Regions from separate parts of the Homo sapiens genome. Here region 2 is linked to region 1. The links are chromatin contacts, found by Hi-C or POLR2A ChIA-PET in ENCODE. All regions are on one chromosome and are shown on one strand. The core of a region is the stretch at or near the end of the contact, and the rest is flanking DNA. Distances in the headings are between cores, read along the strand shown. Region 1 has its middle 68 kb from the start of LRIG2. Region 2 overlaps PTPN22 (protein tyrosine phosphatase non-receptor type 22).

Region 1 (2,826 bases), core at 112-2,611:
AAGGAATGAACAGAAAAACCTAAAAAATTTAAAAAGAGGATTAAGAAAACTGTCCTTGCTCAGTTTGGGAGCCTGGCTTACTTTTCTTAGTACTCTGCTGTTCCTGATACTGTTCAAGCTGGGGCACTGAAGATCTGGAACCATGTAGCTTGGATTTTCTTCAGACCAAAATACCTCGATGCTCATTTTTTTTTCTTTTTTTTTTTTTTTTTTGAGACAGAGTCTCACTCTGATGCCCAGGCTGGAGTGCAGTGGTGCGATCTTGGCTCACTGTAGCTTCTGCCTCCCGGGTTCAAGTGATTCTCGTGCCTCACCCTCCCAAGTAGCTGGGATTACAGGCACCTGTCACCACATCCGGCTCATTTTTGTATTTTTAGTAGACAGACGGAGTTTTGCCATGTTGGCCAGGCTAGTTTTGAGCTCCTGACCTCAGGTGATCTGCCCGCTTTGGCCTACCAAAGTGCTGGGATTACAGGCGTTGAGCCACCATGCCCGGCCTTGATGCTCATTTTGAACTATCAACTTACCTTCGATGCCTTTGTAGACTCATCCAACTACTTCCCAATAAATGGTCCAGGATTAATGGGTATTCATGTTCAGTGTAGGGCATCTAATTCCAGAAATGTAAGCCAAATTAGCAAACTCTCCTAAAAAGGACATCCTATCTTCTGCTGAGCTGTCTTCCCAAGCTAGCCAACGTGTCTGAATTTGGGCATGAAAGAAGAGGAGCAGATGGGCTGGGGTCTGACATGCAGGGCAAACTGGAGGGTTTTCTTGGCATATTTGTTCTTCAAATCTAGACTTTAGAATATGTGAGAAACAGTGACATTCTCACATTGGTCCCAAGCCATGGAGGAAATCCTGCCCCATTGAGAAGTGGAGACATTTCAGCCCTTGCATATCTCATCAGCAAACCACAGGGTTGGTGAAGGGACTGATGGAGTCCTTTTAAAGGTCTTGTGCCATTTTCTTGCCTTTTTATCTTTTTGTTCAAAGATAACTCTTGTTTTGTTTTCTATCTTGAGGCAAAATTGAAAACTTGGCCTACACATTGGTTTGGGCTAGAACTGGCCTCTAGGTGGCGATTCAGTACAGAGAATGGTGGTGGCTGGCGTCACCTCGAGCCACCATTTCTCAGAGATACCATTATATAAGGGGATTCATGAGAAATCGGGCATCACAATAGAGGGACAGCTTGGCCTTTGTCACTTTTCAAGCTGGGATCCTGAAGAGGTTGGGGTGCATGGGGAGCAGCGAAAGCACCTAGTCTCAAGCAACATAACACGAGTTTAAGGCCCCCACTAGGACGGAGTCCAGAGTAGTCTGGCAACGGTTGCAAGGTTTGGACTTGGCCTGCTAGGAGAGTGAGCCCTGAGCTTCAGGCTTGGTTCCCTCACTCCTGTGAGGCCTCACTCAGGCTCACAGCCCCTGATGGAGCACTCAGCTTGGCGGCTGCCTGCCCGAGGTCTCCAGAAAAGGCAGCCAGCTCCTAGTTGAAGTCCTCCCACTTTACTTCCCCTTCCTTCCCCCTGCCACTCCCTCTCTTCTCCTTCACCCCTCCTTCCCTTCTGCCTCCCGTTCCCTCTGCTTCCTCCTTCTTCCCCCTCTTCCCCACCTCCTCACACACCCCATTCTCACCTTCTGCTATTTACAAAGCCCTTTCCCCTGTATGATCTCATTTGCTGCTCACAGACTCCTAGGGAAGAGGGACAGGTTGAGCCCTCCCTCACTCCCTGGCACACTTTGAGGACACAGTGCGGAAGTGCTTATAAAGATCCCGTTATCTGACTGTCACCACCAGCAAATAGTGAGTACCTTAGGGCAACTATTGAATTCAAATTAGTGCATGTTGCTTGGCATGGAGGAGGTCTCAAAATTATTTACTGAATGAATAAATATTTATAGTTGCAAAGAACTGAATCAAGGGACAGTAGGTGGTAGAGTCCATTCTAGAAGTTAGGCTTCATACTTGTAGGACCTACGACATTGCTGCACTAGGTACTAAATATGTCACCATTTTCTAGTAAAAAATACAGTATGTAAGTGCATAAAGGGACCCATGCAGAACTGTTTGCATATCTGGCTCTCAACCACATGAAACTACTCTGGCACCAGTCTGCTGTCTGTCAGGGGACACTAGGAGCTGTGGGTGGATCTAGGGGAGCAGCTGGCCTTTCTGAGGCCTTCCTTAAAGTATGGGATAGACACTGGGCCCCTCAGCTATCAAAACCCTTCTGTCTTTAGCTGATCTAACATATTGAGATAAAAAGCACCACCCAGTTATTACTCATCCCACTCCATTCCAATCCATGAATCAGCACTTTTTGTTTTTTGCTTAAATGTACATATTTCAGGCAGTTTAGGACTCTGCGATGAGACTATATAGGTTCAAATCCTAGCTCTACCACTTCCTAGCTGTTGAGGCTTGGGTAGGTCATTTAACCTCTTTGTGCCTCTATTTCTCATCTTTTAAATGATAAGAGTATTTAACTCATAACATTACTGTGGGGATTTAGAGAGTTAATATATAGAAAACAATGAGAACAATGCCTGGCAATAAGTCAGAGCTAGGAAGTGTTCACCCAATCTCTCGTTACGGTTTCCTGGGTTTGAGAATTGGTTTGTGTTCAACTGATGGAGGCACTTCATGATTTTGTAGAATTCCCTGGAATGCTCTCATTTTAGCTGTGAGGTTTCAACATTTTCCCACTCAGTTACAGCTTTCTTGAGGCCTAAAGAAGACAGGAAGCAACTTGAAGTGTATTTTTCTGCTAATGAGGGCTGTGGCATTTGTTTCATATACAGCATCCCCAGGTGGCTCCAGAC
Region 2 (2,826 bases), core at 105-2,604, 710 kb after region 1:
AGCAACCTTCATCTTTTCTGGAAAAAGAGATAGTGGTTGGTATATAGATAGATAACTTCAATGTCTATGCTTTAATTTGGTCCTCACAATTGCTCTATAAAGTAGATAAGCTATTTATACCTATTTACAAACAGTTTATCCCAGGTCATTCAGAAGGAATTTCCAGGGCTTGGCTTAGAAACTTAATTTCCACACTCTTAGTTCAGTGCATTTAGATAAAGTTGCTAAAATTTTGTCCTAATAAAGATACCAAAAAAAAGTAAACCACTAAATAAGGTTTTGAAATTTGTGGTTACAAAAGGATTTCACCATAGAGAAATGAGACCTCTATTATTACAAGGTTTATGAGTTATTACTACTCTGTTTTTGCCTGTACTTTCTCAAGCACTTAATTTTGAACCTACTTTTTATCTGAAAGGGCCTAATCAGGGTTTTACCTGAAAGGGCCTATTCAGGGTTTTCCCTGACACTTTACACATTTCTGTACAAATAAAGAACAATTTTTTTTCAAAGATAATTTTAGCAGGAAACAATGCAGAGTCTATATCATTCAACACAGCCATTAGTATGCTCTTTATTTATTTATTTATTTATTTTTTTTTTTGAGACACGGTCTCACCGTGTTGCCCAGGCTGGAGTGCAGTGATGCAATCTCGGCTTACTGCAGCCTCGACCTCCCAGGCTCAAGTGATGCTCCCACCTCAGTCTCCCAAGTAAGTCGGGACTGCAGGCACCTGCCACTACACCCTGATAATTTTTGTATTTTTTGTAGAGACAGGGTCTCACTATGTTGCCCAGGCTGGTTTTGAACTCCTGAGCTCAAGTGATCCACCTGCCTCAGCCTCCCAAAGTGCGGAGATTATAGGGGTGAGCCACCACATCTGGCTAATTTCTTTAAGAAAGAAAAATCAGGGCTGGGCATGGTGGCTCACGCCTGTAATCCCAGCACTTTGGGAGGCCGAGGCAGGCAGATCACGAAATCAGGAGTTCAAGACCAGCCTGGCCAGCATGGTGAAACCCCATCTCCACTAAAAATACAAAAAAAATTAGCTGGGCATGGTGATGCGTGCCTGGAGTCCCACCTACTCGGGAGGCTGAGGCAGAAGACTTGCTTGAACCCGGCAGGCAGAAGTTGCAGTGAGCCAAGATCGCACCATTGCACTCCAGCCTGAGTGACAGTGTGAAACTCCATCTCAAAAGAAGGAAGGAAGGAAGGAAGGAAGGAAGGAAGGAAGGAAGGAAGGAAGGAAGGAAGGAAGGAAGGAAGGAAGGAAAGAAAGGAAGAAAAAGAAAAATCAGACAGGAAGCTCTCATCTGGTTACAGTGCCATTTCCTGGTTACAGTAGTGTCAGAAAAAACAGCTACAACTGTCAAGTTCAGTTAGTTGTTTGATAATGCCAAAATGTGAAGGCTTTTTCAGCGTCTTCCAACTCTTAAAAGTAGGCCTGAAATGAAATTCGTTTTTGAAATGGGGTATAGTTTTATTAAATTAGTATTGCTATTTATATAACTAGGTTCCATACTTCTGGAATCTTTATGCATTTACATGGATCAGCCTTCTTTCAAGTCTGACAGCATTAAACCAGCTAATGCTTTCATTTCACATAAGCTTTCTCCCTCACAGGTTGAATATAGAAAACACCTACACTCAGCACACATGAAAGTTATTTTTTTCCACCAGCTATTAGTGGAAAATCTGTGCAGGCCAAACAGTTTTATATTATAATAGCTCTTTATTTTATCCCTTTAATTCACAACTTCTAGACTAAATATCTGAATTGCCATTGTCAGTTGTTTTATCTCTAAAACTATTTGCATCTTCATTTGTAAGTGTTTTAAACACTTTAAGGTCTTGCTATTTAAGTAGTTAAAAGTAGTTCTAACAAATTACACAAAAGTGCCTGTTAATAAACATCAATACACGTTTCATGAATGAATGGGTCAATTCTAAATTCTATATTAAAAATGGAGACCACTTAGAAAACTAAAACTATTGGGTAAAACTATTCGTGTAGAAATATGGGTGAAATTAATATTGTAGGCAGTGAGAGATTTGGGCTAGGAGAAGGGAAGAGCATTCCTAATGGAGTGAACAAGTATGGGTATTCTGGGGTAGGTTAAAAGATTGTGATACATAAATAGAGTGTGATTGTAATTTTTTTTTTTTTTGAGACAGAGTCTCACTCTGTTACCCAGGCTGGAGTGCAGTCGTGTGATCTCGGCCCTCTGCAACCTCCACCTCGCAGGCTCAAGCAATTCTCCCGCCTCAGCCTCCCAAGTAGCTGGGATTAGCAGGTGCCTGCCACCATATCCAGCTAATTTTTTTATTTTTAGTAGAGACAGGGTTTCAGCATATTGGTCAGGCTGGTCTCAAACTCCTGACCTCAGGTGATCCACCCACCTTGGCCTCCCAAAGTGCTGGGATTACAGGTGTCAGCCACCGCGCCCGGCCCAATTATGTTTTTTCTTTTTTAAGTATGCATGCAATAAGAATCAGGAGAAACTATAGAAAAATAGTAATAGTGGCTATCTGTAGGTAATAGGAATATGGTTTTTATTTTTATTTTTCAGTGTTTCCTAAAACGAGCACATAGACTGAATTCTCCATATTCTGTTACCACATCCTGGGTAGAAATTACAAATCCCTGATTTTCTATGCTTTCAGAGATGAATTTTATCACTACAAAATTTCAAATTAACATGACCTAGCTATTTCAAGTCCACAAGTCAGTTTGTTGAATACTTTTACAACATCCTTTGTAAGGAAGTAAGTAATATTACATTGGTATCTTAATATTTTCTGAACAGACAGTAAAATAAGGAATG

The links. Hi-C counts contacts between places; a loop is a spot of excess contacts on that map. ChIA-PET counts read pairs that join two places held with the same protein, here RNA polymerase II (POLR2A). Pooled maps may share reads with other maps.
Region 2: a map of CD4-positive, alpha-beta T cell shows a loop between it and region 1 (7-fold over the local background). The contact joins two enhancer-like sites. A Hi-C loop is called at or near these places in 2 of 168 maps with a recorded cell type or tissue (CD4-positive, alpha-beta T cell and naive thymus-derived CD4-positive, alpha-beta T cell) and 3 of 50 pooled maps. POLR2A ChIA-PET finds 5 or more read pairs at or near these places in 1 of 52 experiments (BJ).

Annotation. Positions count from the first base shown.
Region 1 is chr1:113,139,615-113,142,440 of GRCh38, forward strand. No RefSeq gene overlaps it. Among named protein-coding and RNA genes, the nearest start is that of LRIG2, 68 kb to the left of the region's middle. RefSeq lists a cis regulatory region at 912-1,812 and an enhancer at 1,192-1,361. Within about 2 kb of position 1,362, at least 9 of the 41 ENCODE cell types and tissues checked have a DNase peak (open chromatin) inside an H3K27ac peak, as active enhancers do.
Region 2 is chr1:113,849,002-113,851,827 of GRCh38, forward strand. All of the region lies in intron 10 of PTPN22 (protein tyrosine phosphatase non-receptor type 22), which reads right to left. All of the region lies in intron 3 of AP4B1-AS1 (AP4B1 antisense RNA 1), which reads left to right. Among named protein-coding and RNA genes, the nearest start is that of PTPN22, 21 kb to the right of the region's middle. Within about 2 kb of position 1,355, at least 3 of the 41 ENCODE cell types and tissues checked have a DNase peak (open chromatin) inside an H3K27ac peak, as active enhancers do.